2 separate regions of the Homo sapiens genome follow, and region 2 is linked to region 1. A link is an interaction called in ENCODE POLR2A ChIA-PET data of the cell type or tissue named here. Cell type or tissue: PC-9. All regions are shown on one strand. Links, peaks and the distances in the headings refer to the core of each region. The heading gives the core; the rest is flanking DNA.

What was found. Peaks named below come from ENCODE experiments on the same cell type or tissue, not always from the same donor. Only the 100,000 strongest peaks of a DNase experiment are listed, where the experiment ranks them.
Region 2: POLR2A ChIA-PET joins it to region 1 with 8 read pairs; 2 of 35 experiments call an interaction of 5 or more read pairs at or near these places.

Annotation. Positions count from the first base shown.
Region 1 is chr11:74,057,305-74,073,543 of GRCh38, reverse strand. C2CD3 (C2 domain containing 3 centriole elongation regulator) reads left to right here. Exons shown (of 33, transcript NM_001286577.2): 25 at 16,000-16,138. Among named protein-coding and RNA genes, the nearest start is that of UCP3, 56 kb to the right of the region's middle. RefSeq lists an enhancer at 904-973. In PC-9, for the core only: no CTCF peak of the experiment used is centred there; a DNase peak (open chromatin) is centred at 16,043; H3K27ac peaks cover 1,659 bases.
Region 2 is chr11:74,189,497-74,205,735 of GRCh38, reverse strand. PPME1 (protein phosphatase methylesterase 1) reads right to left here. Exons shown (of 14, transcript NM_016147.3): 2 at 1,915-2,008; 3 at 1,291-1,383. It also overlaps the pseudogene RNA5SP343. Among named protein-coding and RNA genes, the nearest start is that of PPME1, 26 kb to the right of the region's middle. In PC-9, for the core only: no CTCF peak of the experiment used is centred there; no DNase peak of the experiment used is centred there; H3K27ac peaks cover 967 bases.

The DNA of each region.
Region 1 (16,239 bases), core at 8,240-16,239:
ACGATTTCGGCTCACTGCAACCTCCACCTCCCAGCTTCAAGCAATTCTCCTGCCTCAGCCTCCTGAGTAGCTGGGATTACAGGCTTGTGCCACCACTCCTGGCTAATTTTTGTATTTTTAGTAGAGATGTGTTTTCACCATGTTGGACAGGCTGATCTCGAACTCCTGACCGCAAGTGATCCACCCACCTCAGCCTCTCAAAGTGCTGGGAGTACAGACGTGAGCCACTGTGCCAGACCTACAGTAGTTATTACCTATAGTTAGACCTTGTTACTAAAGCACATATATTACTATATCACAAAGTTCTTTTAGTTTTGATAACTCTATGTAAATATAATTGGATTTCTCTGTAATCCTATGTGTTTTACATTATGCATTTTAAAGAAACACTGTTAAAAGAAGAGGCCCATAGACCTTGCCAGATTGCCAGAGTCCATGGCACAAAGAATTCCTGCCCTACCTTTATTCAGCATTGTAATCTCCTAAAATTTCCCCTTTGCCGTCACCCTTCTCTTTTGCCTGGCTACTTCCAGCTCCTCTCTTCAGACCCAGCTCAGGCATCACCATTTCCTGGAGGGCTTTCCCAATATAAAGGCCCCCTTCTATTTGCTCCCCTGGCACTTTGCCCCTGTATCATATCATATGTCACACAGTACTGCAGTTGTTTCCATGGTTTTCTTTTCAACTAGATATGAACTGTTCAAAAGCAAAGACCTCATCTCATTTGTTCATTCATCATGCATTCATTTATTTTACAACAAAACTTACTGTATTTGCTACATGCTAAGCCCTGTCCTTGGTGCCAGGGATAAAACAGTAAAAAAAAAGGACAGACAAAAATTGTGCCCTGTGGAGATTACATTCTAGTAGGAATATATTTATCCCTGTGTCCCTAGCCAATAAATTGTATGTGTACATATGTGTGACTTTGAGCAAGGTATTCTTTCTCTCTGTCTTGAATTTCTCATCTGTAAATGGCTGTGATTAACAATGTTCAGATGTGTGGTGTCTATGAGAGCCAGTCAACCATGGCCTTATGAATCCAGAAAGTTTCAATATACATCATTTGATTCAGATTTGACCTCTCTGTTTGGCTCCTGTCATCTCTGTTTTGGTGTCTCTCAAACTGTGTCATGTGTCCTTACTACTTTAGAACAGAAACAAAACCTGTGCTCATAGTAACTATTATTTATCTCTCATTCCTACTCCTCCCCGTTTATACTACCAACAGCCATTACTCCTGGGATTATAAGCTTCCATAATGATCCTTGATGTTCTCATCCATTTCAGCCATTGTGTATCAGAAACCTTGAAACATTCTATATCAGGACAAAGTCTTCTTCAAGTGCAGTGTGAATCACAAAATTGAACAATTTTTACTTGTTTTTAAAGAAAAAAAAATTTTCTGCCCCACCAAAGCAGCCATTTTTGACAAATTTTTTTTAAAGACCAAAAAAATCAATAGATGAATGAGTTTAAGGAAAGTATTAAAAAGCTTCTTTTATTTTTGGAAAGTTTTTTTTTGTAGTTGCATTGAAAATAAAATTTAATATACAAAAGATATGGTATATGTTACATTTTAGGAGAATTCCCATATTGTTAAAAAAAAGCAAAATATACTTACAAATTTTCAATGAGACAGTGAATTACAGTTTTATAATATCACTTGGCAAAATTTTATAATAATTTATTGAGCATCATCTGCTGTGTGCTGAGTTCTATTCTAGTCTTTGTACATTAATTATGGGTTAGGTATCCCAAATCCAAAAGCACCAACTTGGTGCTCAAAGGAAATGCTCATAGGAATATATCAGGTTTCAGATTTTCAGATTTGGCATACTGAATAAGTATAATGCAGATATTACAAAATCTGAAATACCTCTTGCCCCAAGCATTTCAGATCAGGGTTATTCCCTGTATCCCCTTTAATCCTTGCCACGAGCAGGATTATAGTTTGAAGAGATTACAATACATAATCATTTCACAAATGAGGAGACCGAAGTTCAAAAAGGTAAAATGACCTGAAGTTACATAGTTAATGCGCTCTGCAGAACCAGATGGGCAGGTCTATACTCAAAGAGACAATGGGCAGATCTCTATACTATAGGTCTACACTCTATGCTCAGCACAGTGCCTGACTGACACATAAATGTCTGTGGGAGGAAGGACTGCATGGGCTTATCACTGCAGGGTGGAAATCAGGATACAACAGTGACGTCTGGAAAGTCAGATGTCTACCCTATGCTTGCCTTGACCTGGCTAAACAGAAAGAGGCTAAATAACAAGTGATTTACAGGTCTGCAACTCTTGCCAGAAATGTGAGAGGCGTTATGTCTCATATTCATAAAACAGGAGGACATTATGTTTGCTTTGCTGCATCATGAAGATCACAGTGCTGGGATAAACAAACAACACACAGTCCCTGTCCCCAAGGAACAGCCTAATGGAGAGACATGTTAACATTTTTAGTACAGAGGAATAAACGATATGAAAGAGGAAAGCTGTGGGGAGGTGGATGTGGTAGTATAGGAAAACTTTGAGAACACAGAGGGCATTTTTTTGCTAATGGGGTGGTCAGGGCAGGCTTCCAAGTATTGGTGTCACTTTAGCCTACTCTTGAAGGAGGAGGAGCAAGTTTGCTGAATGAAAGAGGAAAAAGGCATTCTAATGAGAAGAAACAGCATGCTCAAAAGCTTGGTAGTATGAGAGAATGGGACATTGGCCAAAAAAAGGTCATTAAATGTGAGTAAAAAGTAGTGAGAAATGGGGCTGGAAAGACTAATTAGGCTACATAGGCAGCATTTTGTATGCTACATGACTGACACTGCAGGTGAGATGAAACCAACAAAATCTTAATCTGTGGAGAGGCAAGGTCATATTTGTTGACCAGACATGAAATCTTGGTGGCAGTATGAAAAAGATACTGGAGAATACCGAAAGCAGCAATCACTGAGAGGGCCGTCACATTAGTTCAAGTTCTGAAGCCTAAACAAGCAAGGTGGCAGCAAGAATGGAGAACAGGCGACAGAAACTTTCTGGTAGGAGACCATGATTCTACACTCTGTACTTCTGACTTTCCTCTTGCCTTAATAGTGTTCTCAGAGTGTCTGTCCTTTTTATGCCTTGGAAGCTCTTTCTTAAGGAAGGAAATGAGTGGTTCCTTCATGCAAACCTTTATGCAGAGGATTCACAAACAGCCCCAAATTAGGAGCTTTGCCTTCAGCAAAGCTGAGTTCTGAAGCAGCTCTGAAATGGTCTGTGGTCACCACTGTAGTCCTGGTTCTGAAAATAAAAGAACTTCTTGGATACTTATGTTAGAAAAAGCTCTGAGGAACCTTCGGTTAAGATCAGCTTCAATACTCTTAAGGTTTGTATACTTATATTAGACAAAACAGGTATTTCTAGCCCTGTTTTACAAATGAGACAAATAAGGAACAGAGAGGTAAAATGATTTGAAGTAGCATAAGTTATACTCAGTAAAAAGTAAAATCAGCTTCAATATTATCAACTTTTAGAGGCATTCTTTAGCCCATCAAGGCAGAGTTCAGGACACCTCTGGGTTCCCATGTGCTTTTAGCATAGTCTTTATCTTATTGGGTTGTAATTATCTGTCTGTGTTTGTCTCCCGCAGATCAAGAATCAAATCTGACTCACCTTGTACAGGTGTGACACAGAGGAGGTGTCAGCTAATGTTAGCTTAATACACCTGCTGGGCTAAGTTTTTATTAACATAAAAAATTGGACATTGCTTAAGGGGGAAGTTTCCATCCATTCACTCCAGGCCAAAGGGAGAGCACTTCTCTTAACCAGATGGAGATAATTAGAATGATTGCAATGGAAAAAAATCTAAAGTACGAGTCAGGAAACCGTGGTTCTTCTCAATGCTAGTTAACCAGGTATGTGATGAGCAAGCCACTTCTCTGTTCCTTGGTTGCCTTATTTTTATAATAGGGATAGAGATGCCTATCTTATGCGATTTTCAGAGACGTTATCAGCACAACTTTAGTGTGTAAGAAAACAGTGTGCAAGCTGTAACGCATTATCTAAATATGAGAAGTTGTTATTTTAATCTCACTGAAACAATTACACCTTTCTTGATGCATAAAATTCTTAAATGGCATAACTGGTTCACCTCAGGTCTTCTTAATGTGTGTCCCAACCCTGTGGGGGGTATAGCAGCCTTCTTTTGGGCTGCTTCCAAAAGTATTTCAGAACTTGACCTTTTTCAGAATGTAAACAGGCCCAGATGAATTTCCACCTACAAGAGGAGAGCCAGAGAAACCTGATAGACCTGCTCTCCCAAGCTGATTTCTTTTTCACCCACCTGTTTGGCTAAAAGGAATGTGTCTGTTCAAGACTAAATAAGGAACTATCTTCTTCCAAAGTCAAAATAGTTTTGTTTCAAGGCCTTTAGCAAATAGCAGCTTTAAAAATAAACTGGAGGATGGCCGGACGCAGTGGCTTATGCCTGTAATCCCAGCACTTTGGGAGGCTGAGGCAGACAGATCACTTGAGGTCAGGAGTTCAAAACCAGCCTGGCCAACATGGTGAAACCCTTTCTCTACTAAAAATACAAAAATTAGCTGAGCGCAAGCCTGCAATTCCAGCTACTCAGGAGGCTGAGGCAGGAGAATCACTTGAACCCAGGAGGTGGAGGTTGCAGTGAGCCGAGATCGTGCCTCTGCACTCCAGCCTGGGCGACAGAGTGAGTGAGACTCCGTCTCAAAAAATAAATAAATAAATAAATAAACCAGAGGGATGGGGGTAGTGCCATGAGAGATGTGAGCAAGGTTGATATATATCTAGAATTAGAATTTTACTGTGGAAGGTGGTTTGAGAGCACTTATTTCTGATGAGAAAACCGAGGCCCAGTTAGCCAGAATGAAGTGGTGTATCCAATATGTCACACTAAAGCAATGGCAGACTACATTGGAACCTAGGTGTCCTGCCTCTGGGAACAGTGATTGGTCCTCTCTGCTGATCTTCCTCAGAGCTTTCTTGAGAAGATGTTGCTATCTTCTGTGGGTATGTACTGCAAGCAGACAAGGCAACTCCTCTCTCTAACCCTGGGCAACTATCTGTAGACAAAGGGCAGTGGGAAGTCAGCAAACATTTAATAAGGGCCTTGGGAATACTCTGTGCATTCAAAGAGCTCTCAGTCTAGTGAGGGAAACACAGATTATTATACAATATGTGAGAGCTGCTGTGGTAGAGCCAGGTTATCTCTTCCTAATTGTGAGGATTTATGACATTTTATTGGAAGAAATTAGTTGAAGCTTAAGACCGAAAAAGGAAAATGGGAGAAAGAATGAGAGATGAAAGCTATATCAGGCAGAGGAAATGGAACCCACTCCAGCCATTTTAAGCAGAGAGGAGTTTAATATAGAATATTAAGGTACTTTAAGTCATTAGAAGGGCTAGAGGAGTGAGCTCTAGGCTAAACTTCTAGGAGGGAACCACTAAATCTTTTAAGTTCAGAATACAGTGCCAAAACTGAAATCTAAGAATCAGAAGCTCTCGTCATAGCCATTGCCACAGGGCCTCTCTGCACCCAGGGACCAAATGCTAGATCAAAAAACACAATGTCTCTACATCATCATCCTTGTTATTAGCAAAAGCAGAAGGAAAAGAAAGATGTCCTCTGCTTCCCGCCTGCCTTCCAGATCTTTTGTGAGGGCATCTGATTGGTAGAGGCCAATTTGCATCCATACCCTAGCTGCAAAAGAGTCCGAGAAATGTAGCTTTTAATGCTTCCAATCTGTACAATAAAGGAGTACAATGCAATAAAAGTAGGTGGGGGTGGATGCTCAGCAAGTCAATCCGCATAAATACTGTTCAGTTTCACTAAAATAAAACTTTTAAGAAGATAGCTCACTGGGTACTATTAGTGATATTTTATACATTTACATTAGTAATATGAATACTATTTTATTGATTTCCATTAACTGATTTTTTGCCTACTACCATTAAATTAGAATTACCTTTCCCTGTTCTTTCAAAAATATGCTGTAACTCCTACTGCTTCCCTTGACTAGCCTTAAAAAATTTTTTTCTTTAATATGCTTGTAAACTGGTTTGGCCAAGTTGTAGCCAGTGATTATTTTGTTTTGTTGTTTTGCTCCTCATATAGTTCTCTATATCTTTAATGCTTTCCCGGTTCTAAGGCTCCTCTGCCTTTTTCCAGGTTCAGCCTTTTTCCAGGTCCTGCTTTGTTGGCAACTTGTACATGCCTCAGTTCTCTCCTGCTTTGTGGACGCCACTAGATCTTCCTTCCAAGGCTAGCATTTCTCTTCAGTTCTCCTTCCCAAGCTTCCTCACAAAATCTCCATTCTCTTTTCTCTTCCCATCACCCAGTTTCTTTCTTTATTATTTCCAGTACAAATGACTGAAAAAGTAATGTCATCTGGTCTGGTTTTGTGCCCTGGGTGCTAGAAGTCACAAGATTAAATAATAGCATGTCAATTTTTTAACCAATATTTGGGAACAGAAATGCTGTTTTTCATTTATACATTTCAGATACAAATATGGTTGTATTATGGAATATAATATAAAACCTTCATGAATTTCTAAAATGAAAGACAAGCCTACTAGTAGATGTTATGCTTATTGTAGTTGTTTTAAGGCAACAGGGACCCCTACACTTCAGAGTTTAATGTTTACTCTTCTCTGAGTTTAATGTTTACTCTTCTCTGAATCATTGTTACTTTGGTGGGAAAGTTTGAAAAGAATTTGGTCTATGACATGGTGCTGTAAATTCTTCTACTTGTGGACTAATTTTGGTGACCATCTTTCTGTCTCTGCAGTCTCTTAAGCAGATTGACTATGATGCATGTCACATTCAAGTTTAATTGTGTAATAAAACAGTTTTCTTTCTGTTCAAAAAAAAAAAGAATTGGTCTAATGGAAATTCTTTACGTTGAGGAAAACATATCAAAGCAAAGCTGTAGCTACTTTTCTTTCCCTGAAAGAAATTTTAAGTTGGAAGCTCTAACTGGGGTTATAAAGTTCAGTGATTGCACCTAGAGAGGCTTGTCAGAGTAGATGGAACTAGAACCTGTCTTTTAAAGACTACTTGTTAAATGTTTTTTTTTCTTTCTTTCTTTCTTTTTGACTTTTTTTTTATACTTTAAGTTCTAGGGTACATGTGCACAACGTGCAGGTTTGTTACATATGTGTGCAGATTTGTTACATATGTATACATGTGCCATGTTGGTGTGCTGCACCCATTAACTCGTCATTTACATTAGGTATATCTCCTAACACTATCCCTCCCCCCTCCTGTGTCCAAGTGTTCTCATTGTTCAAGTCCCACCTATGAGTGAGAACATGTGGTGTTTGGTTTTCTGTCCTTGAGATAGTTTGCTCAGAATGATGGTTTCTAGCTTCATCCATGTACCTACAAAGGACACGAACTCATCCTTTCTTATGGCTTCATAGTATTCCATGGTGTATCTGTGCCACATTTTCTATTTTATTTTTTATTATACTTTAAGTTCTAGGGTACATGTGCACAACGTGCAGGTTTGTTACATATGTATACATGTGCCATGTTGGTGTGCTGCACCCGTTAACTTATCATTTACTTTGGGTATATCTCCTAATGCTATCCCTCCCCCCTCCCCCCACCCCACGACAGGCCCTGGTGTGTGATGTTCCCCTTCCTGTGTCCAAGTGTTCTCATTGTTCAATTCCCACCTATGAGTGAAAACATGCGGTGTTTGGTTTTTTTGTTCTTGGGATAGTTTGCTGAGAATGATGGTTTCCAGCTTCATCCATGTCCTTACAAAGGACATGAACTCATCCTTTTTTATGGCTGCATAGTATTCCATGGTGTGTATGTGCCACATTTTCTTAATCCAGTCTATCATTGATGGACATGTGGGTTGGTTCCAAGTCTTTGCTATTGTGAATAGTGCCACAATAAACATACGTGTGCATGTGTCTTTATAGCAGCATGATTTATAATTCTTTGGGTATATACCCAGTAATAGGATGGCTGGGTCAAATGGTATTTCTAGTTCTAGATCCTTGAGGAATCGCCACACTGTCTTCCACAATAGTTGAACTAGTTTATAGTCCCACCAACAGTGTAAAAGTGTTCCAGTTTCTCCACACCCTCCCCAGCACCTGTTGTTTCCTGACTTTTTAATGATCGCCATTCTAACTGGTGTGAGATGGTATCTCACTGTGGTTTTGATTTGCATTTCTCTGACGGCCAGTGATGATGAGTTTTTTTCATGTGTCTGTTGGCTGCATAAATGTCTTCTTTTGAGAAGTGTCTGTTCATATCCTTTGCCCACTTTTTGATGGGGTTGTTTGATTTTTTCTTGTAACTTTGTTTAAGTTCTTTGTAGATTCTGGATATTAGCCCTTTGTCAGATGGGTAGATTGTAAAAATTTTCTCCCATTCTGTAGGTTGCCTGTTCACTCTGATGGTAGTTTCTTCTGCTGTACAAAAGCTCTTTAGTTTAATTAGATCCCATTTGTCAATTTTGGCTTTTGTTGCCATTGCTTTTGGTGTTTTAGACATGAAGTCCTTGCCTATGGCCTGAATGGTATTGTCGAGGTTTTCTTCTAGGGTTTTTATGGTTTTAGGTCTAACATTTAAGTCTTTAATCCATCTTGAATTAATTTTTGTATAAGGTGTAAGAAAGGGATTCAGTTTCAGCTTTCTACATATGGCTAGCCAGTTTTCCCAGCACCATTTATTAAATAGGGAATTCTTTTCCCATTTGTTTTTGTCAGGTTTGTCAAAGATCAGATGGTTGTAGATGTGTGGTATTATTTCCGAGGGCTCTATTCTGTTCCATTGGTCTATATCTCTGTTTTGGTACCAGTACCATGCTGTTTTGGTTACTGCAGCCTTGTAGTATAATTTGAAGTCAGGTAGTGTGATGCCTCCAGCTTTGTTCTTTTGGCGTAGGATTGTCTTGGCAATGCGGGCTCTTTTTTGATTGCATATGAACTTTAAAGTAGTTTTTTCCAATTCTGTGAAGAAAGTCATTGGTAGCTTGATGTGGATGGCATTGAATCTATAAATTACCTTGGGCAGTATGGCCATTTTCACGATATTGATTCTTCCTATCTATGAGCATGGAATATTCTTCCATTTGATTGTGTCCTCTTTTATTTCATTGAGCAATGGTTTGTAGTTCTCCTTGAAGAGGTCCTTCACATCCCTTGTAAGTTGGATTCCTAGGTATTTTATTCTCTTTGAAGCAATTGTGAATGGGAATTCACTCATGACTTGGCTCTCTGTTTTTGGTGTGTAGGAATGCTTGTGATTTTTGCACATTGATTTTGTATTCTGAGACTTTGCTGAAGTTGCTTATAGGGACATGGATGAAACTGGAAACCATCATTCTCAGCAAACTATCGCAAGGACAAAAAACCAAACACCGCATGTTCTCACTTATAGGTGGGAATTGAACAATGAGAACACATGGACACAGGAAGGGGAACATCACACTCCGGGGACTGTTGTGGGGTGGGACGGGGGAGGGATAGCATTAGGAGATATACCTAATGCTAAATGATGAGTTAATGGGTGCAGCACACCAAAATGGCACATGTATACATATGTAACAAACCTGCACATTGTGCACATGTACCCTAAAACTTAAAGTATAATAATAATAAAATTTAAAAAAGAGAGATTTTGGGCTGAGACGATGGGGTTTTCTAAATATACAATCATGTCATCTGCAAACAGGGACAATTTGACTTCCTCTTTTCATAATTGAATATTTCTTTCTCTTGCCTGATTGCCCTGGCCTGAACTTACAACACTATGTTGAATAGGAGTGGTGAGAGAGGGCATCCCTGTCTTGTGCCAGTTTTCAAGGGGAATGCTTTCAGTTTTTGCCCATTCAGATGATATTGGCTGTGGGTTTGTCATAAATAGCTCTTATTTTGAGATACACCCCATCAATACCTAGTTTATTGAGAGTTTTTAACATGAAGGGCTGTTGAATTTTGTCAAAGGCCTTTTCTGCATCTATTGAGATAATCATGTGGTTTTTGTCTTTGGTTCTGTTTATATGATGGATTACGTTTATTGATTTGCATATGTTGAAGCAGCCTTGCATCCCAGGGATGGAGCCAACTTGATCATGGTGGATAAGCTTTTTGATGTGCTGCTGGATTCGGTTTGCCAGTATTTTATTGAGGATTTTTGCATTGATGTTCATCAGGGATATTGGTCTAAAATTCTCTTTTTCTGTTGTGTTTCTGCCAGGCTTTGGTATCAGTATGATGTTGGCCTCATAAAATGAATTAGGGAAGATTCCCTCTTTTTCTATTGATTGGAATAGTTTCAGAAGGAATAGTACCAGCTCCTCTTTGTACCTCTGGTAGATGCGGCTGTGAATCCATCTGGTCCTGGATGTTTTTGGTTGGTAGGCTATTAATTATTGCCTCAATTTCAGAACCTGTTATTGGTCTATTCAAGGATTCAACTTCTTCCTGGTTTAGTCTTGGGAGGGTGTGTGTGTCCAGGAATTTATCCATTTCTTCTAGATTTTCTAGTTTATTTGCATAGAGATGCTTGTAGTATTCTCTGATGATAGTTTGTATTTCTGTGGGATGAGTAGTGATATCCCCTTTATCATTTTTTATTGTGTCTATTTGATTCTTCTCTCTTTTCTTCTTTATTAGTCTTGCTAGTGGTCTGTCAATTTTGTTGACCTTTTCAAAAAACCAGCTCCTGGATTCATTGGTTTTTTTTTTTGAAGGGTTTTTTGTGTCTCTATCTCCTTCAATTCTGCTCTGATCTTAGTTATTTCTTCCCTTCTGCTAGCTTTTGAATGTGTTTGCTCTTGCTTCTCCAGTTCTTTTAATTGTGATGTTAGGGTGTCAATTTTAGATCTTTCCTGCTTTCTCTTGTGGGCATTTAGTGCTATAAATTTCCCTCTACACACTGCTTTAAATGTGTCCCAGAGATTCTGGTATGTTGTGTCTTTGTTCTCATTGGTTTCAAAGAACATCTTTATTTCTGCCTTCATTTCGTTATGTACCCAGTAGTCATTCAGGAGCAGGTTGTTCAGTTTCCATGTAGTTGAGCAGTTTTGAGTGAATTTCTTAATCCTGAGTTCTAGTTTGATTGCACTGTGGTCTGAGAGACAGTTTGTTATAATTTCTGTTGCTTTACATTTGCCGAGGAGTGCTTTACTTCCAACTATGTGGTCAATTTTAGAATAAGTGTGATGTGGTGCTGAGAAGAATGTATATTCTGTTGATTTGGGGTGGAGAGTTCTGTAGCTGTCTATTAGGTCCGCTTGGTGCAGAGCTGAGTTCAATTCCTGGATATCCTTGGTGACTTTCTGTCTCGTTGATCTGTCTAATGTTGACAGTGGGGTGTTAAACTCTCCTATTATTATTGTGTGGGAGTCTAAGTCTCTTTGTAGATCTCTAAGGACTTGCTTTATGAATCTGAGTGCTCCTGTATTGGGTGCATATATATTTAGGATAGTTAGCTCTTCTTGTTGAATTGATCCCTTTACCATTATGTAATGGCCTTCTTTGTCTCTTTTGATCTTTGTTGGTTTAAAGTCTGTTTTATCAGAGACTAGGATTGCAACCCCTGCTTTTTTTTTGTTTTCCATTTGCTTGGTAGATCTTCCTCCATCCCTTTATTTTGAGCCTGTATGTGTCTCTGCACGTGAGATGGGTCTCCTGAATACAGCACACTGAAGGGTCTTGACTCTATCCAATTTGCCAGTCTGTGTCTTTTAATTGGAGCATTTAGCCCATTTACATTTAAAGTTAATATTGTTAATGTGTGAATTTGATCCTGTCATTATGATGTTAGCTGATTATTTTGCTCGTTAGTCGATGCAGTTTCTTCCTAGCATTGATGGCCTTTACAATTTGGCATGTTTGTGGAGCGGCCAGTACTGGTTGTTCCTTTCCATGTTTAGTACTTCCTTTGGGAGCTCTTGTAAGGCAGGCCTGGTGGTGAGAAAAATCTCTCAGCATTTGTCTTTACAGGACTTCATTTCACTTTCACTTATGAAGCTCAGTTTGACTGGATATGAAATTCTGGGTTGAAAATTCTTTTCTTTGAGAATGTTGAATATTGGCCCCCACTCTCTTCTGGCTTGTAGAGTTTCAGCTGAGAGATCTGCTGTTAGTCTGATGGGCTTCCCTTTGTGGGTAACCCAACCTTTCTCTCTGGCTGCCCTTAACATTTTTTCCTTCATTTCAACTTTGGTGAATCTGACAATTATGTGTCTTGGAGTTGCTCTTCTCGAGGAGTATCTTTGTGGCATTCTCTGTATTTCCTGAATTTGAATGTTGGCCTGCCTCACTAGGTTGGGGAAGTTCTCCTGGATAATATTCTGAAGAGTGTTTTCCAACTTGGTTCCATTCTCCCTGTCACTTTCAGGTACAGCAGTCAGATGTAGACTTGGTCTTTTCACATAGTCCCATATTTCTTGGAGGCTTTGTTCATTTCTTTTTACTCTTTTTTCTCTAAACTTCTCTACTCGCTTCATTTCATTCATTTGATCTTCAATCACTGATACCCTTTCTTCCACTTGATCAAATGGGCTACTGAAGGTTGTGCACACATCACATAGTTCTCGTGCCATGGTTTTCAGCTCCATCAGGTCATTCAAGGACTTCTCCACACTGTTTATTCTAGTTAGTCAGTCGTCTAATCTTTTTTCAAGGTTTTTAGCTTCTTTGCAATGGGTTCGAACATCCTCCTTTAGCTTGGAAAAGTTTGTTATTACTGATGGTCTGAAGCCTTCTTCTCTCAACTCGTCAAAGTCATTCTCCGTCCAACTTTGTTCCGTTGCTGGCGAAGAGCTGTGTTCCTTTGGAGGAGGAGAGGCGCTCTGATTTTTAGAATTTTCAGCTTTTCTGCTCTGGTTTCTCCCCATCTTTGTGGTTTTATCTACCTTTGGTCTTTGATGATGGTGACGTCCACATGGGGTTTTGGTGTGGATGTCCTTTCTGTTTGTTAGTTTTCCTTCTAACTTTCAGGACCCTCAGCTGCAGGTCTGTTAGAAATTTGCTGGAGGTCCACTCCAGACCCTGTTTGCCTGGGTATCACCAGCGGAGGCTGCAGAACAGCAAATATTGCAGAACAGCAGATGTTGCTGCCTGATCCTTCCTCCAGAAGCTTCGTCTCAAAGGGGAACCCAGCTGTATGGGTGTCAGTCAGCCCCTACTGGGAGGTGTCTCCCAGTTAGGCTACTCAGGGGTCAGGGACCCACTTGAGGAGGCAGTCTGTCCGTTCTCAGATCTCAAACTCCGTGCTGGGAGAACCACTACTCTCTTCAAAGCTGTCAGACAGGGACGTTTAAGTCTGCAGAAGTTTCTGTTGCCTTTTATTCAGCTATGCCCTGCCCCCAGAGGTGGAGTCTACAGAGGCAGGCAAGCCTCCTTGAGCTGCGATGGGCTCCACCCAGTTCGAGCTTCCCAGATGCTTTGTTTACCTACTCAAGCCTCAGCAATGGTGGACATCCTTCCCCCAGCCTCACTGCCACCTTGCAGTTCGATCTCAGACTGCTGTGTTAGCAGTGAGCGAGGCTACATGGGCGTGGGACCCTCCAAGCCAGGCGCGGGATACAGTCTCCTGGTGTGCCGTTTGCTAAGGCCGTTGGAAAAGTGCAGTATTAGGGTGGGAGTATCCTGATTTTCCAGGTACCATCCATCATGGCTTCCCTTTGCCAGGAAAGGGAATTCCCCAACCCCTTGTGCTTCCTGGGTGAGGCAATGCCCTGCCCTGTTCCATGGGCTGCACCCACTGTCTGATAAGCCCCGGTGAGATGAACCCGGTACCTCAGTTGGAAATACAGAAATCAACCGTCTTCTGCGTTGCTCACGCTGGGAGCTGCAGACTGGAGCTGTTCCTATTCGGCCATCTTGGAACCTCTTTCAAGACTACTTGTTAAATGTTAAACTGCATGTGGACAGGAATAAAATCTGTGGTTCCTGAGTGTGAATTTGTTCATCAGAATGCTTTCTGTCCAGAGGGACAGACTGAGGCCCCTGGAGGAGTACTTACTGAAAGGAGCAGCGAGATAGAGAAAAGGGTGGAGCCTCAAAGATGAACTTCACCTATCAGGAGAAGTGGGAGTATGGATTTGGAGAAATCTTTCTTTTTTTTTTTTTTTTTTTTTTTTTGAGACAGAGTCTCGCTCTGTCACCCAGGCTGGAGTGCAGTGGTGCAATCTCGGCTCACTGCAAGCTCCGCCTCCCAGGTTCACGCCATTCTCCTGCCTCAGCCTCCCAAGTAGCTGGGACTACAGGCAGCCACCACCACGCCTGGCTAATTTTTTGTATTGTTTAGTAGAGACGGGGTTTCACCATGTTAGGCAGGAGAGAATTCTTGAGCTAGACAGTTATAAAGAATACAAACCAGTTAGAATACACATACAGAATCTGTTCCCTGGAGCATGTCGATTATGTTTAGGACATACTTCTTCTATTCTTTTCTGCTCTGCTCATCTCTTTTCCTTCATCTGTAATCCTGACATTCATAGCATTTTAGAGCTGAAAGTGATCTCGTGAAATATATAGTCTATATTTTGTAAAGTGTCTATTATTCAGTGCTATCCAAAAGAACTTTCTGTTATGATGGAAATGTTCTGTGGGTTCAGTGTCCAGTATGGTAGCCACTAGCCCCATGTGGCTATCGAGCACTTGAAATATGGCTAGTGCAACCAAGGAAGTAAATTTTTTATCTTTAGTTTTAATTAATTTAAAGGTGAATGGCCACATGTGGCTAGTGGGTTATCTTCCTGGACAGCTCAGTTAGACTATCTAGTATCATCAGCCATCTTCATTTTACACTGTCTTAAGACAGAATAACTTGACCAAGTCTCCCACATTGGAAACCTGATCTTGTAAAAATTAACATTAGGTATTCTCACCAGCACCCAGTATTTTACATTTGTTAACCCCATAGTAGAGGCAATATAGGAGACAGTTTAGAACATGGACTCTGGAGCCAGAATGCTTGAATTGGACTCTCAGTTCTACCATTTAATAAATATGTGACCAACTAATTTAATTTCTCAGTACCCAGTTTTTAGAAATCTATATGATAGAAATAATAATGATAGAAATAACAATGATAGAAATAATGATAGAAATCTACATGATAGAAATAATCAATAGGATAGAAATAGCTATCTTATAGGGTTGTTGTAAGGATTAAATGAGTTAATATATATAAAGTACATAGAACAGTGCCTTACATATCACAGTAAGTGATATGTAAGTGTTACTTACTCTTAGTATTTATCTTAATCCTTACAATATCTTTGGAAGTGTAAGTATAATATGCCCAATTTTACAGTTGAAGAAGCTGTGGCCTAGATACTTCTTGCCCAAAATCACATTGCATGTATGTGGCAGAGCCAATATTTGGTCATCTGACTCTTAGGTTCAGGACTCTTTGTAGTTCTGTCCTGTCTTTTGCCTCTCAACACAGTATTTTCCATCTTCCCACAAAGTACAGAACATGAGAGAAGTCACTTCTTTTTGGAGAATATTTATGAACTGAGCCTTAAAAAGACAGGGTAATAGCAGAAAGGTCACTGAAAACATGTCATCAATTGATTGATTGATTGATTGACACGGTCTCACTCTGTACCCCAGTCTGGAGTGTAGTGGTGCAATCTCAGCTCACTGCAGCCTCTGCCTCCCAGACTCAAGAGATCCTCCCACCTCCTGAGTAGCTGGGACTACAGGCATGTGCCACCATGCTTGGCTAATTTTTTTTTTATACATGGGATCTCACTGTATTGCCCAGGCTGGTCTTGAATTTCTGCGCTCAAGTTGTCCTCCTACCTTGGTCTCCCAACGTGCTGGGATTACAGGCTTGAGCCACTACACCCAGCCTGAAAACATTTCAGACACAGGGGGATAGCTTGAGCAAAGACCCCATAGGAAGAAGAGGGCCAGGAATAGTCCTGCTTGTGCCTGTATAATCTGAGGCTTCTTGTGTACCCTAAAGTACAGTCACTGCACTTTATTCTATTTCAGGGAGCCCCTTGACAGAGCGGAAAGTATCGATACCCAGTTGTTGTGTATCCTTTGCAACAGCCGATGAGTCATCTCCTGTATACACCCAAGTGGTTGAAAACACAGATTCCCCCATCTGGAATTTTCAACAGCAGTCAAGGTTTGTGTTATCCGTTATTCGTCAGCCTTCCAGAATCTGCTTTTTGTTCCAAGACACAAAGTCAGAGCAAGGACTATAACCAACACAATTTTTGAGCAGAC
Region 2 (16,239 bases), core at 5,427-13,426, 140 kb before region 1:
ATCATTTAATAGTGGTTGAATATGTGCCTATGTTTAAAGAACTATTTCAAGCCATTTGGGAAACAAAAAAGTGTAACACATTATCCTTATTTTCAAGGAATTCATGATCTAAAAGAAGAGACAAGATGAGATTTAAACTTAACCCCAATAATCCCCGCTGCCAGGAACAAAGTGCTATGTTCAGGGACTTCCTCAACTCCACAGCCATCTGGCTCCAGGTACCTAGTGCTGCATTCCCACTTGCTCTCATTTTCTGTCCTTCAGGCTCTCTAGTGGTAAATAGAGGATGCATATCTGCTTGACACACACATGAGATGACAACTTCATTTTAAACACAGATGTTGCTAGTATCTTCCTTAGCAGTATCTCTCCTTGCACATGGGCTGTCCCACCCCAGAGTCAAAGGTATTAGGAAGATCTATAATTGACAGCATTCACACAGACACATATCTTCTACTCTAGACCACAGTATCATTAGCCAAATATTATTTACTTCCTTGTAGCTAACAAGCACCATTAAAATATAAAGAATCATTTCAAAAAGGAAGAAACATTTTCCAAGTTCTTATGAGATATCTCCATGTGCAAAGTATTACATAGGCTCTATATGGGAGACAAAGTGATAGACATTATCTAAAGCACCTAAATAAAATGTCTGGTTCTCTACACAAAATGAAGAGTTAGGCTAGTCAAAGAAGTAAACAATAATTGCACTATGGAAGTTTACACAAATTGGGTTATTCTTGTCATATCCCATTAAAACAGAGTTGAGAGGCCAGAGAGAAAAAGCACTCAGGGCACATAACATTGCTGCAAGAATGTAAGTAATTCTCTGCAAGCCTGGCTGCTGAAACTCCCTGCTAAAATATGAAACCAGTTTTATCTAATAGCTACTGAAACAAGCTGCTGTGACTCTAAGACTAGTTTTACTCACCGCAGTTACTTATCAATCAGAACTTGCCAGCTTCCAAACCCTTTTTTAACATTTTTAAATTTTTCTTTCACATTTTCCATCACTCCCTATTATCTTTTCTTTTTCTCCCCAAACCTTTACTAGTGCCAATTAACTTTCTCAAAGAACAATACATAACATTTCTCCTTTTTATAAAACCTCCAACCTTCTCTTTGTTCTTCAGACATACTGAAGAACATACCACCCAGTCTGTGTGTATGCCTGGAATAGCAATTCCTGCTTCCCAAATAGAATGTGTTAACTTCCAAGATTTGTCCCTATACTTTCATTAGTTCAAAAGTGCTAACATTAACTTGTACTATCAACAACCTACTTACCGTGAACACAGCCCAAGAAAGGGCAGAATGACCTCCTCCATGCAGAAGGAGCAGGACTGGACCCTCTGAACCACTCTTGTAGACTCGAAAAGTGTATGAATAGTTAAAGATAAAACATCTATGTTTTTGCTCACTAAAGTTTTTCATTATTTAATCATAGTAATACCGCTAGAAACTTACATGCAAAACTGCAGACTGCCAAATGTAAGAGATGTAAGCAGACTTTTCTGAGACACTAACCCTCTGTTTGAAGCATGAAGCCTGTGTGACCATTTTGTTCAATGAAAAAAAAAAAAAAATTCCCTTTGCCCTCATGAGGACATAACCCCTGGATTCTAGAAATGAAACTAGTTCAACTCACTTGACTCATGAAACCTTCCCCTGGGCCCCTAAGACAGTATATCAGTTTCAAGAATTTAATTCTTAATCCCTTCTCCATGCATTAGAGAATTACAGCCAAGAAAGATATTGGCATGGACTTCCAGGCAATATTCCATAAAGAACAAGTGAGGAATAAGGTGAAATAAGTAGCAGGAATAAAGAACATTTTAGAAACTACACAAGTCTTTTAACTTAGACAACATCATAAGCTCACTAAAGAATAAGCCATTTTGCAAAGGATATATCCTTGCCAGTTTCATTCTCTACTTCTACATCTTCCATGGACTCAAAATACTGACTCCAAGGAACAGGGGAAAAGTCCCGCTTTCTTCCAGGGCTGAGGAAAAAAAAGAGAGAGACATTTCAGAAAAATTATGCATAAAGAGATAAAATCTTGGTCAATAAATGCTAAATGTAAGTCAGTAATGAAAACAGCAAAGGTATTTTCTCTTAAAGATATAAAGAGTTCATCACAAAGTATCATATTAAAAATGTATTTAATGTATTGTATTACATAATAATGTAAATGCATTTAAATAAGTATTTTAAAATGTATTTAAATCCAAACATAGATTTAAGAGTAAAAATTTTAGGATTTTTCAAAATTCATTAGTATATTTTAATCACAAATAAATTCTGTGTTCATATACACACAAAACCTGCTAGTTTTTCACCTTGCTCTTGGCTGTAGGCTCATTTCCATCCTCCCAACTGACTTTAATATCATTCCTACCTCAGTCAACAGTCAATAGTCTTGGTCACTATCACTCCTTTACACATTTAATTCTCCATACTCTTTCATGCTTCCTTGTCATTCCCAAACAATCAATATACAACCTCCATGGAAGGCAAACTGGCAATATCAATACCTTCAACTTACAGGAATTTATCTGAAGAATTGCTCACACAGAAGTGAAATGACTTAAGTATTCAATGAAACATCGTTTGTAATAGAGAAAAGTTGGAAAAAATCTAATATCCATCAATAGGGGACCGATGAAAATAAATTGTAGTATATAGAAAAATACTAGTTAACTGTAAAAATGAACAAATATATTAATAAAAATCTTTATATATGAATATATAATTCCAAGATTCATATATATAACTCCAAGATGAACACGATATGCGTGCTATCACTTGGGTAAAATTGTGAAATACATGTAAGTGTTTATGTATGTTTTCAACATCTCTGGAAGGATACTGATACAACATTTATGGTATCTTGGAAAGGAAAGTATGATTGGGAAATGAGAGGAAAAATTTTCAATCTCTGTTCCTTACTATCTTTTGATTTTTGATCATGTATTATTAAAAAATATAAAATTATTCTAAAACAAAATAAATCAGTAAGTGTCTATTCACAATTTACGTCTTCAACCTTGGATGGAATACAAGAAAGAAATTCCAAGCTGTCCCAATTTCCAACCTATTCTTCTTCCTAGTAATGGAGGAAATTCAGAATTCTATCAGCAGCAAAACATTACCTCTTGCCAGACATCTTCCTGTATATGCTATGGAGAATATCTACAAAGTATGATACAAAGCTCTTTCTAAAAACTTAATATAAAAGCACTCCTAGTTGACTATAATACTGGAAAAATTACAACACAGCGGCTGGGTAGGAAGGGATATATTCTTTCAAAAGTGAAACATTTATTGAATGTCTACTCTGTTCTAGGCATTGAACCAGGTCAGTATTTCTGAATCTAACAATGAAATCACCTGGAGAACTTTATACTCATGCTTGGGTCTCACCTCTAGAAACATATTTAAGTGGTCTGTGTTATGGCCTGAGCCCTGAGGATTTTTAAAGTTCCCCATGTTGAGAGAGGCACTATAAATATAAAGATAGAGTACATGATTTGGAATGACAGAGGAGTTCAAATTCCTTATAAGTCCTACCATTTCTCTACAAGTTCCTGACACATTATGAACTTGGTCAAATTATTCTGCCTTGGATTGCAGAGACTGAATAAAATTACCTTTAAAGAATCTAATACATCTAGCATTTGATAATTGCTCAGTAGATGGATAATCCTATCTTCTGAAATAAAAATGACATTGTGAAGTAAACAGCAACTTCAGCCTCGACCTGCTTTTTTTGCTTTTCTGGTTGCACTTGAAATCCTATGGGAAAACTAAAAGCAGAACTTAGAATTCTACTTACTCACAAGTTACTCACAAATCTACCTATCCTACACTAATTTGATTATAACGATAACATGGCATGCCAAACATGTTATAATGGATTCTAACGATCCATGGATGAATTTTGATATCTGGACCTAGGATATCATCATAGTAATAGTACATAATATTCACTATGCACAAACGAGTCACTGTGCCAAATACTTCACAGACGTGATTCCATTTAACCCTCACAAAACTTTTTATGCCCATTTAACAGATGAAAAAACAGATTTAGACATAAAAGTAACTTGCCAAGGCCACACAACTACTAAATGGTAGTGACAAAATTCAAATCCAGTTCTGCCACTCTCCAAAGCCTCTGCTCTTTACCCCAATGCTGTATCACTCCTTTCATCCTTTTATCTTCTCATGCTGTCATTTATGCTTCTGAAAAGTAATAAGGCTTAAGTGCACATTATTAGAGGTTTTCTTTTTGTAGTCTAAATATAGCTGATTCTGCCAATGCCAAAGAACCTTTACAAGTTAGCCAGGTACCAGTTAAAACTTACTTCCTATAAGTAGAAATTATTCACAGGAGAACACCCTCCACTTCTAATTTCCTTCATTTAAAAAAAACAAAAAACAAAAAAGGCCTGTAGCCGGGCGCGGTGGCTCACGCCTGTAATCCCAGCACTTTGGGAGGCCGAGGCGGGCAGATCACGAGGTCAGGAGATCGAGACCATCCTGGCTAACACGGTGAAACCCCGTCTCTACTAAAAATACAAAAAATTAGCCGGGTGTGGTGGCGGGCGCCTGTAATCCCAGCTACTCAGGAGGCTGAGGCAGGAGAATGGCATGAACCCGGGAGGCGGAGCTTGCAGTGAGCCGAGATAGCGCCACTGTACTCCAGCTTGGGTTACAGAGCGAGACTCCATCTCAAAAAAAAAGAAAAAAGAAAAAAAAGGCCTGTAGTTCCTGCCACTCGGGAGAGACTGAGGTGGGAAGATAAATTGAGCCCAGGAGTTCTAATCCAGCCTGGGCAACAAGTGAGGTCTCATCTCTCAAAAAACAATAATAAAAATAAAAATAAACAAAAAAACAGGTTCCAGGGACTACCCAACTTATTTCCACCAAATGAGTAATTCCCATTTATTTAAGGAATCAATAATTCTCCATCTCCAAAGGTTGCTCCTACTCCCACAGAGATTTTCTAGCACACCCCTAACACCTTCTTTTAAACACATAATTGGGCCAGGCACGGTGGCTCATGCCTATAATCCCAGCACTTTGGGAGACCGAGGTGGGCAGATCAGCTGAGGTCAGGAGTTCGAGACCAGCCTGCTCAACACTGCAAAACCCTGTCTCTACTAAAAATACAAAAATTAGCCAGGCATGGTGGCACGCACCTGTAGTCCCAGCTACTCGGGAAGGCTGAAGCAGGAGAATCGCTTGAACCCAGAAGGCGGAGGTTGCAGTGAGTCAAAATCGTGCCACTGCCCTCCAGCCTGGGTGACAGAGCGAGACTTCGTCCACACACACACACACACACACACACACACACACACACACACACAAAACACATGACTGTTTATAAACTAGAAGACTTCAATTAATTTTGTAACTAGTATTATTAGACATTACATAAGTGGCAAGAATCTTACATTATTTTTGTATTTTAGTCAGAACAGAATATTGTGAATTTTAGGGATATAGTTTAGATTGATTTTAAAAAATAGCTTTAGTTTCTTATTTTATGCCTAGATACTTTATAGTCATTATAGTTTGTGTAGGCCTTTTTTAATTATAATTTTTAGATTAATTACTAACTTCCCCCCCTCAAGGGGTCGTAATGAAAGAATTTTAAAGTAGTGAAAGAACTTTCAAAAGCATAACAAGTTTAAGTTACTGATATGGTTTGGCTATGTCCTTACCCAAATCTCATCTTGAATTGTAGCTCCCATAATTCCATGTGTTGTGGGGGGACCTGGTTGGAGATAATTGAATCATGGGGGCAGTTTCCCCTATACTGTTCTCATGGTAGTGAATGAGTCTCAGGAGATCTGATGGCTTTATAAGGGGAAACCCCTTTCACTTGGGTCTCAATTCTCTCTTGTCTGCCACCATGTAAGACATGCCTATTTCCTTCCACCATGATTGTGATGCCTCCCCAGCCATGTGGAACTGTGAATCCATTAAACCTCTTTTTCTTTATAAATTACCCAGTCTTGGATATGTCTTTATCAGTAGCGTAAAACAGACTAATATAGTTACATTTTAAAAGGAAGAATTTATTGTTGGTTGTGGTGGTGTACCCCTGTAGTCCCAGCTACTTGGGAGACTGAGACAGGATGATCACTTGAGCCCTGGAGTTCAAGGCTGTAGTGCACTATTATCACACTCGTGAATAGCCACTGTACTCTAACCTGGACAAAACCGTGAGACCCTGTCTCTCCCAAAAAAAAGGATTAATTCATTCAAAAAATATTTACTAAGAACCTATTACGTGTATAAGGCTGGAACTGACATAGGATAATGGGGGATGCTGGGACAATTATAAAACTAGAGAGACAATGCATCTGCTGTCAAGAAGTTAGTATTAAGTACATAAATATCTAACAAAATGTACAAAGAGTTAAATACCCTAAGAAGTACAGCTGAAGTGCAGTGAATGTTCAAAGGAGGAAAGAAAGATTACTTCCAGCTTGGAGAAGAAAGACAGGCTTAAAAAAACACACACAGACACACTTAAGCTAGGCATTGAAGGACAGAAAGAATTTGCGCTGATAGAAATAGGGATGGAGAGAGGGATAAGACATTTCAGGCAGATAAGGACCCAGCCTGCTGCCTGTCATAGGGAACACTGAAAACAAACAACAACAAAATAGCTAACTGGAATGAGGTGGGAATAGTACAGTATTTTTGAAAAGCTAAAAGAAGCTGACACAATTAGATAGTGGAGAAAGAATGTTAGCTTAATAAAATGGGGAATATATGTTCTTTTTCCGGTTATTTGTATGTGTGTGATTTTTTGGAGTGGCCCAACAGTCATGGATGATATCCTAGAAAATGAAGAGCCAGTCTATGGCCGTAACACCCTGAATGCACCCGATCTCATCTGATCTCGGAAGCTAAGCAGGGTCAGGCCTGGTTAGTACTTGGATGGGAGAAAATGAAGAGCCAGGCTGGACGTGGTGGCTGATGCCTGCAATCCCAGCACTTTGGAGGTCAAGGGGGGAGGATTGCTTGAGCTCAGGAGAACGAGGCCAGCCTGGGCAACACAACAAGACCTCGTCTCTACTAAAAACAAAAAAAAATTAGGTAGTGCACCTGTGGCTCTAGCTACTCAGGAGGCTGAGGCAGGAGGATCATTTGAGACCAGGAGATCAAGGATGCAGTGAGTTGTGAACACACCACTGCATTCCAGCCTGGGGGACAAGGCGAAACCCTGTCTCCAAAAATCAAACAAACAAGAAAAGAAAATGAAGAGTCGATAAAATGTAAAGATAAAAGTATTTCAGAAAGATCAATCTGGTTACAGGCACAAGATGGACTTGATTCTGGGAAAAAATATGTTGCAATAACCTGGCTAGAAAAGGATGGGATCAGTTAATAGGGTTGACAAAGAAAAAAGAGAAAAAAATGGGAGACTTAACTGGCAATGGAATTAAAAGCAAGAAAACATAGAATGACCTTTCAAAGGCAATGAACAAATCTTGGGAATGTTCAAGATATGAAAGATGATTGACAGCAGAATCAAAGTCAATTTTAAAGTTTTGAACAGAGAAATTAATAATTAAGTCCTACAGTTTATAAATAAAAATCTACTCTGGTAGGTAACTGTATAATTTTTTTACGTTAGAATACAATTTATTTCAAACCTAACAAAATAAATAAATAATTTCCTCCCCCCTCCTATTGCCAAAGGAAGAAGTTTGACAGAGAGGAGACAAAGTGGTGCTGTGAAAGACACAAAGAAAATATGGTATCTGCCTGAGTCACATGAATCAAATGTGTTTATGGATCTTTTGCTATTATCACAGACCATGTTCAGAATTTGATGAAAGCTATGAACCCTCAATCCAGAGGGTTCATGCATGCACATGTATTTTGCTATAATTCCACTGGTTTCAAGAAACCTATCTACGAATCCCAAATTAAGAACCCTTAGCCTATAATTTGACCTTAACAACCTATTTCCAGCAGAAAGAGAAAAGGAATTAGGAGATACTGCATTCTTATCAGTTCCTGAACCTGAATTCATTTTCCATTTGCTACCAACTAAAGGTTTATTTTCACAACCCAGTTCTGCCTTTATTAAACTATGGGACTTTGGGCAGTCACTTCAGTTCTGTAAGCCTGAGTTTCTTCATGTTAGGGGATTATAGTACCAATTTTATAGGCGTTATTATGAGGATCAAAGATGCCCTTTCATCTCTTGGTTACTCTCAAATTAGTCAGTTCTATTTATCATAAAACTAATCATTTTCTAAAATTATCTTATTCCCATATTTGTTATTATCCTCCAGTCACCCCAATTAATTCACCACTAATGTGAGATCCATTAGAGCAAGAAGGTTCTCCATTAGTTCACTGATGTATTCCCAGCCCAGAGCCTGATACACATCAATGACTAATATCTGTTGACAGTCTGAAGTGAATTAATGTGCATAAAGCACTTAGCTGGGTTTCTCAATAAATATTTATTACTATTATTAAATAGCTTTGAGGCTAATAATCCTTACTTAATCCTTATAAACTTTCTAGTAAAAGCGAATGGGATACTACACCAATCAAGACTGTGGTACAGGTATAAGAACAGACATAGAGATCACCTAAATACAATCAAAAGTCCAGAAATAAACTAGTATTTATAGTCAATTTGTCAGAGGCATTTGAACCAGGCCACTCCATTTTGACTGAGGGCTAGGAAAATGAGGCTGGGACTTGCCGGGCTGCATTCTCAGAAAGTTAGGCATTCCTAGCCTCTAGGTGTTTATGGTTAAGGGAACAAATTAATAATGTTTACTAAACAGACCCACACTTGGGAGCTTCCAGCTATCCTGATATCTGGAGAACAAAGGCATTCCTAATTTTGCTTTAAAGTTTATAATATCCATTCTTGCAAAAATAGTTAATTAAGAAATTAATCCTTTATCACAAACCCTTGTAGCAGAACACATCTCCCCATATATACAAGCATTATACTTAGAGTGGATATGTTCCTCCTCTTACTTTCGGGAACGTCCTACTCTGTCTATGGAGTAGCTGTTCTTTCACTTTACTTTCTTAGTAAACTTGCTTTTACTTTGCACTGTGGACTCGCCCTGAATTCTTTCTTGAGTGAGATCCAAGAACCCTCTCTTCAGGTCTGGATTGGGACCCCTTTCCTGTAACAAACTGATTTTCAACAAAGGGGCCAAGATAAATTCAATGGGGGATATGATATTGGGACAACTGGATATCCACATGCAAAAGTACAAATCCAGACCCCTTCCTCACACCATATACATAATTAACTCAAAGTGTATCATAAACCTAAATACAAGAGCTAAAACTATAAAACTCTGAGAAGTAAAAAACGAGTAAAACTCTGTGATCTTAGGTTAGGCAACAATTTCTTAGATACAACACCCAAAGCAGAAGTGATAAAAAAGACACAGGACTTGAACTTCATTAAAATAAAATCCTTTTCATTAAACTATATGCCATTTTCATACTATGGCTACATACAGAGAGAAATAAGCATAGTTTCATGGATAAGAACATGGGCTCTGAAGTCAGATTCTTTTAGTCTAAATTTCATTTCCAATAATTACAAGCTATGTGACTGTTGGCAAATTAATCTGTCTCAATTTCTTCAACTGTAAGCTTTGCAAAGTGATTATTAGTAAGTACTTCCTGTTAGTCATTATAGAAACACTGTTTATAGTTGAGCCACATGGTATACCAATTGTACTTCTTGTACAACTTTTTGCTTTTTTCCAGAATAATTGTCTTTTTAATTTTGTTTGCTTAGTTTTCTATTAAAGTGTCACTAACTGTTTCCCAAAACTTTTTGATAGGCAAAAGACATTAATATGCTTTTCCCTAAGGAGGAAACACAAACAGCCCATAAAGATATGAAAAGGTTTCCAATTTAAGATACATAAAATTTAAATTACAGTGAAGTATCATATTTCACATCCATCATGTTGACAAAATATAGGAAGCCAGACATTAACAGGTATTAACAAGGAAACAGGGAAGATTATTTGGAAAACTGTAAGGCATCACCTAATAAAATTAGACAGGTGTCCTTCAACCTGGTAATTTTACTTTACAGAGAACCTCCTGCACATAGGCATCAAAACACACATATAAGAATGTTTGTAGACACATGTCTATAAAAGCAAAGAATAAGAAGCAAGCTAAATATGCATCACCAATAGAATATACAAACTGTGATGTATCTGGGTAATAGAATATAGCATAGCAGTGAAAATAAATTTAAAAGTACATGAATCTGAAAAATACTTAGAGAAAGAAATAAGCACAGAAGACTGAATCCTGTATAATTCCATTAATAATAGTGTTCAAAAACAGGCAAAGCTAAATAATGTATTTTTAATGTATACATGCACAAGTGGTAAAACAATAAAGAAAAGCCAGGCACTGATTATCATGCAATTCAATACCAGTGTGGGAAACAGAGATGCTCTCGAGGAGAGACAAACAGGTTTCTAAGGTGCTGATAATGTTTTATTTCTTAAGCTAGGTGACGGACACATGAGAATTTATTATTCTTTGAACTGTACATATATACTTTACTTTTCTGTATGAGTATTTCACAATTTTAAACAAATAAAGCCTTTGAATTCTGTAAAACTTCTCTTAATATTTGGTCATTCACATTAAATAATCTACCAGGTCTATTTTTCACTCAAATTTCCATTTCTGGCATCCTCCATTCATCTGCTCCAAATAGGACTGCCTGCTGTCTGATATAATGAACTGCTAACAATTTAGTATCATCTCAGGAATTCTTCTTGCCTTTCACCTGTGTTGAATCCCTTATCCCATATCCCATATTTTTCTTGTTGTAGTCTCTTATTTTGATGAAACACATCCTCCATCAGCTTCATGAGAAAGGGACATTAATTTTGAAACTTTGCATGTTGAAAATAGCGTTCCCCATTTTCACACAATGACTGACAGTCTGCCTGAGTATAGACATCTTATATTAGGGACTGCTTCTGTCTATGGTAATTAATAGATCCAACTTGAGAAATATTGGCTAAAATTATATGTAAGTATTTGTGTGAAAAATATTATATAAATAGATGTTATATTTATACAATCATAGTGTATAATTATTAAATAATTATATATAATGATCTTATATATTGTAATTATATAGTCATTCGTTCTTCTTAAACGCATAGATGAGCTGGCAAGAAAGTAAGGAACAGGGAAGACCCAGGTCAAAAGTTAAGTAAGGTGGGAATCCAGAGAGGCACTTAGACCATTAAATCTGGCTTTTACCTTGATGGCATTTGCCAACTGTCTGAACTTGAAGTTTTGCGATGCACACAGAACAGGACACAAAGCCCGAGGTGGGAAGTCTTGCTGCGGAGCCCAGTAGGAAACCTTTCTCCATCAAGCTGGGATCCCAAAGAATCATAAGCTCAGTGAAAGGCTGAAACAGAATTAACTTTCTGCTTCTTACCACAATCTCAGGATTAAATTAAAAAATAAAAAATAAAATAAAAAAAGGCCTGTCTTAAAACTTAGCATTGAGAAGGGAGAAGCAAGAAAAAACAAAGACAGCTCTCAAACTGATATGGAGCTAAATACATATCATTTACATATCCCAAGAAGTTTCAAGATGAGAATGTAAAGTGGATCCAACTGGTAGTGCCCTCAGGACCCCCAAGAGAAACAAAGGCAAATCCTCTTTGAAGAATCAATCTTCATTCTAGGACTAAGAACTTTAAGAAAGTTCCAAGGCAAATGACCATCTCACAATCAAAAAGCATAAAATACGTGAGGAAACAGACCTGTAAAGAGTTCACATAAAGAAATTATCAAATACAATATAAAATAACTGCTTAACACATTTAAATGAACAGAAACTTGAAACAAGCTCCTAGAATGAAAAGAATTAAAATTAAAAAACAAATAGTCAAGTTTAACATATTAGACACAGCTAAGGAGAAGCGTAAACTAGTAGTGAATTTGTTCAGATACATCTAGATACATTTAGAATCCAAAATACAAATAGAAGATGGAAAATACAAAAGTTAAGAAATATGAAGGGAAGAGTAAATAAGTCTTAAATATGTCAAACTGAAGTTCTGAAAGGAAATAAAGACAGTGAAATAAAAGCAGTATTTGAAGAGGCCGTACAGGTTGAGTATCCCTCATCCAAAATGCTTGGGACCAGAAGGGTTTCAAATTTCAGTTTATTGTTTCCTTTTTAATTTTGGATTATCTGCATATACACAATGAGATATCCTGGAGATGGGACCTAAGTCTAAACACACAATTCATTTATGTTTAATAAAGACCTTATACACATGGCCTGGAGGTAATTTTAAACAATGTTTTTAATAATTTTGTGCACAAAACAAAGTTTGTGTAAACTGAACCATCAGAAAGCAACGGTGTCACTATCTTAGCCACCCATGTGGAAAATCTATGGTTGTTTGGCATCACCATCATTCCTGATTGAACTTACACGTTACTAATAATCATTTTTATTACACTTATTCACACATAAGTACTTAACAGTAAAAGATACAACATACCATTAATACAGTGAAAAAACATAATGTACTCAGGGTAACCAACCAGCACAGTAACATCACAGAACACCTCTACCAGTTATTAAATAAAAGCAACAACCAACAATGGCAGGCTTTCAGTCTCCCACCTACAATGTTGTGTTTGATTAAAAAGTTACTGAACACGGTATTTTATTTTTTTAGGTGAGAAGAAACATCAGAAGCAGCTGAGGGATGTGTTAAGTCTGTTCTTGCTGTAACATAATACCTGAGACTGGGTAATTTATAAAAAGGTTTAACTGGCTAATGGTTCTGCATGGTACCAGCATCTGTTCCTGGTAAGGGCCACAGGAAGCTTATAATCATGGTGGAAGGTGAAGTGGGAGCATCTGTGTCACAAGGTGAGAGCAGAAGCAAGAGAAGGGGGAGGTGCCACACTCTTTTTAAACAACCAGATCTGGAGAGAACTCAGGGCAAGAACTCACTCATTACCAAGGTGATGGCAATAAACCATTCATGAGGGATCTGCATCCATGATCCAACACCTCCCACTAGGCCCCACCTCCAGCATTGGGGATTACATTTCAACACGAGATTTGGAGGGTGCAAACATCCAAACCATATCATTCTGCCCCTGGCCCCTCAATTTCATCTCCTTCTCACATTGCAAAATACCATCACCCCTTCTCAATAGTTCCCCCAAAGTCTTAACTTGTTTCAGCATCAAGTCCAAAGTCCTAAGTCTCATCTAAGACTCATCTCCTTCCACCTATAAGGTGGAAGCAGCCTGAGATGTACTTATGAGCCTGTAAAACCAAAACAAATTATTTACTTCCAAGATACAATGGTGGTACATGCATTGGGTAAACATTCCCATTCCAAAATGGAGAAACTGGCTAAAAGAAAGGTGCTACAAGCCCTATGAAAGTCTGAAACCCAGCAGGGTAGTCATTAAATCTTAAAGCTCCAAAAATAATCTCTTTTGACTCCATGTCCCACATCCAGGGCACACTGGTGTGAGGGGTGGGCTCCCAAGGCCTTGGGCAGCTCTACCTATTGCTTGTAGGGTATAGCCCTGCCAGCTTTTCTCAGAGGTTAGAGCTGAGTGCCTGCAGCTTTTCCATGCTCAGGATGCAAGCTGCCGGTGGCTCTACCATTCTAAGGTTTGAAGTGTGGCAGCCCCTTTCCCACAATTCCACTAGGTGACGCTCCAGTGGGGTCTTTGACGGGGGCTCCAACCCCCCATTTCCCCTCAGCATTGCCCTAGCAAAGTTTCTCTGCAGGGGCTCTGCCCTTGCAGCAGGCTTCTACCTGGGCACCCTGGCTTTCTCATATATGCCCTGAAATCTAGGCAGAAGCTACCTAGCCTTCCTCACTCTCGCATTCTATGTGCATGCAGGCTTACCAACCACATGGAAGTGGTCAAGGCTTACAGTGCTTGTGCCCTCTAGAGCAGCGGCCCAAGCTGTGCCTGGGGCATTTTGAGCCCTGGCTGGAGCATGAGTAGCCAGGATACAAGGTGCAGAGTCCTGAGGCTGAGCAGGGCAGCAGTGCCCTGGGCTTGGGCCCTGAAACCATTCTCTCCTCCTAGGTCTCTGGACCTGTGATGAGAGGGACCTTCCCAAAGACATCTGAAACAACTTTGAAACCTTGCCCCCATTGTCTTAGATATTAACAATTGGTTCCCTTTTAGTCATGCAAATCTCTCTAGTAAGTGGTTACTCCAAAGCCCTCCTGGATTCCTCTTCTACCAGAGGGCCAGGTTGCAAGTTTTCCAAACATTTACAGTCTGCTCCCATTTTAAAATAAGTACCAACTTTGTTTTTTCTTCAGACAGGGTTTCACTCTGTTGTCCAGGCTAGAGTGCAGTGGCATGATCACAGCTCACTGCAGCTTCAATCTCCCAGACTTCAGTGATCATCCTGCCTCAGCCTCTGGACTAGCTGGGACTACTGGCATATACCACCACATCCAGCTGATAACTTCTTTTATTTTTAGTAGAAACGAAGTCTCACTATGTTGTCCAAGCTGGTCTCAAACTCCTGAACTCAAACAATCCTCCCACTTTGGCCTCCCAGTGCACCTGGCCTATAAAGTCGAACTTTAAGTCATTCCTTTGCTCCTGTATCTGATACCAGGCTGTGAGAAGCAGCCAGGTCACCTCTTGAATGCTTTGCTGCTTAGAAATTTCTTCTGCCAGATACTCTTGATCACTCTCAAGTTCAACTTTTTACAGGTTCCTATGGCATGAACAACACAATGCAGGCAAACTCTTTGCTAGGGCATAACATGATGACTTTTACTCCAGTTCCCAATAAACTCCTCATTTCCATCTGAGACCTCATTAGCCTGGCTTTCACTGTCCATATTTCTATCAGCATTTTGGTCAAAATTATTTAACCAAGTCTTTAAGAAGTTCCAAACTTTTCCTCATCTTCCTGTCTTCTTCTGAGTCCTCCAAACTCTTCCAACCTCTGCCCGTTATCCAGTTCCAAAACTGCTTCCACATTTTCAGTTATCTTTATAGCAACATCCTACTCTTCGGTATCAATTTTCTGTGTTGTCCATTCTTGCACTGCTATAAAGAAATACTTGAGGCTGGGTAATTGATAAAGAAAACAGGTTTATTTTGGCTTGGAGTTCTGCAGGCTGTACAAGAAGCATGCTACCAGTATCTGTTTCTGGTGAGGGCTTCAGAAGCTTACAATCACGGTGGAAGGTAAAGCTGGAGCAGCCACATCACATGGCAAGAGTGGGAGCCGACAGCAGGGATCTGCACCACTCTCTTTTAAACAACCTGATCTCGACTGAACTCAGAACCAGAACTCACTCATTACCAAGGGGATAGCACTAAGCCATTCATAAGGGATCTGCCCCCATGACCCAATACTTTCCACTGGGCCCTACCTCCAGCATTGGTGATTACATTTCAATGTAAGATTTGGAGGGGACAAACATTCTAACCCTATCAAGGGACCAGAAGGTGGGTCCTCTAGGGATGAGAATGCATGCTGCTAGGTGGCTTTCTAAAAATTTTTTTCCAGTCATCTGCTTCATTAACAATGGTTTTTGTCTTGAAAGTCTGTCTCTCATTTTATAAACTGACATCATTTCTTGCTCTGTTTTGACTTGTGTCATGTCAGCACTCAAAAAGTTTCAGATTTTGCAGCAGTGCAGATTTTCAGATTAGGAATGTTTAACCTGTGGCTGAAGTTTTCAGAACTGAGGAAACATCAAACTACAGATTCATGAAGCCCAGTGAATCACAAGATTTAAAGAGAAGTAATACATTATGGTAAAACTGTAGAACATTAAAGACAATTATCTTAAAAGTGGCCCTAACCCCCAAAATACTAAATGACATATGAGTAAATTTTGCTCATTTCAGCACTATTTGAAAGAGAAAAGGATGAAAAACACCCAATGGCCATCAACAGGAGACTGGCTGAATACACTGGGTTATGTCCATACAACAGAATACTATGCAACTGCAGGGAAAATAATGGAAAAGATTTCTGTGTACTAATAAGAAGTGATTAGAATATCTTAAATTTTAAAAACCAGTAGGCAAGCCAGGTGCAAGCTAGGTGCAGTGGCTCATGCCTGCAATCCCGGCACTTTGGGAGGCCGAGGTGGGTGGATTGCTTAAGCCTAGGGGTTTGAAACCAGCCTA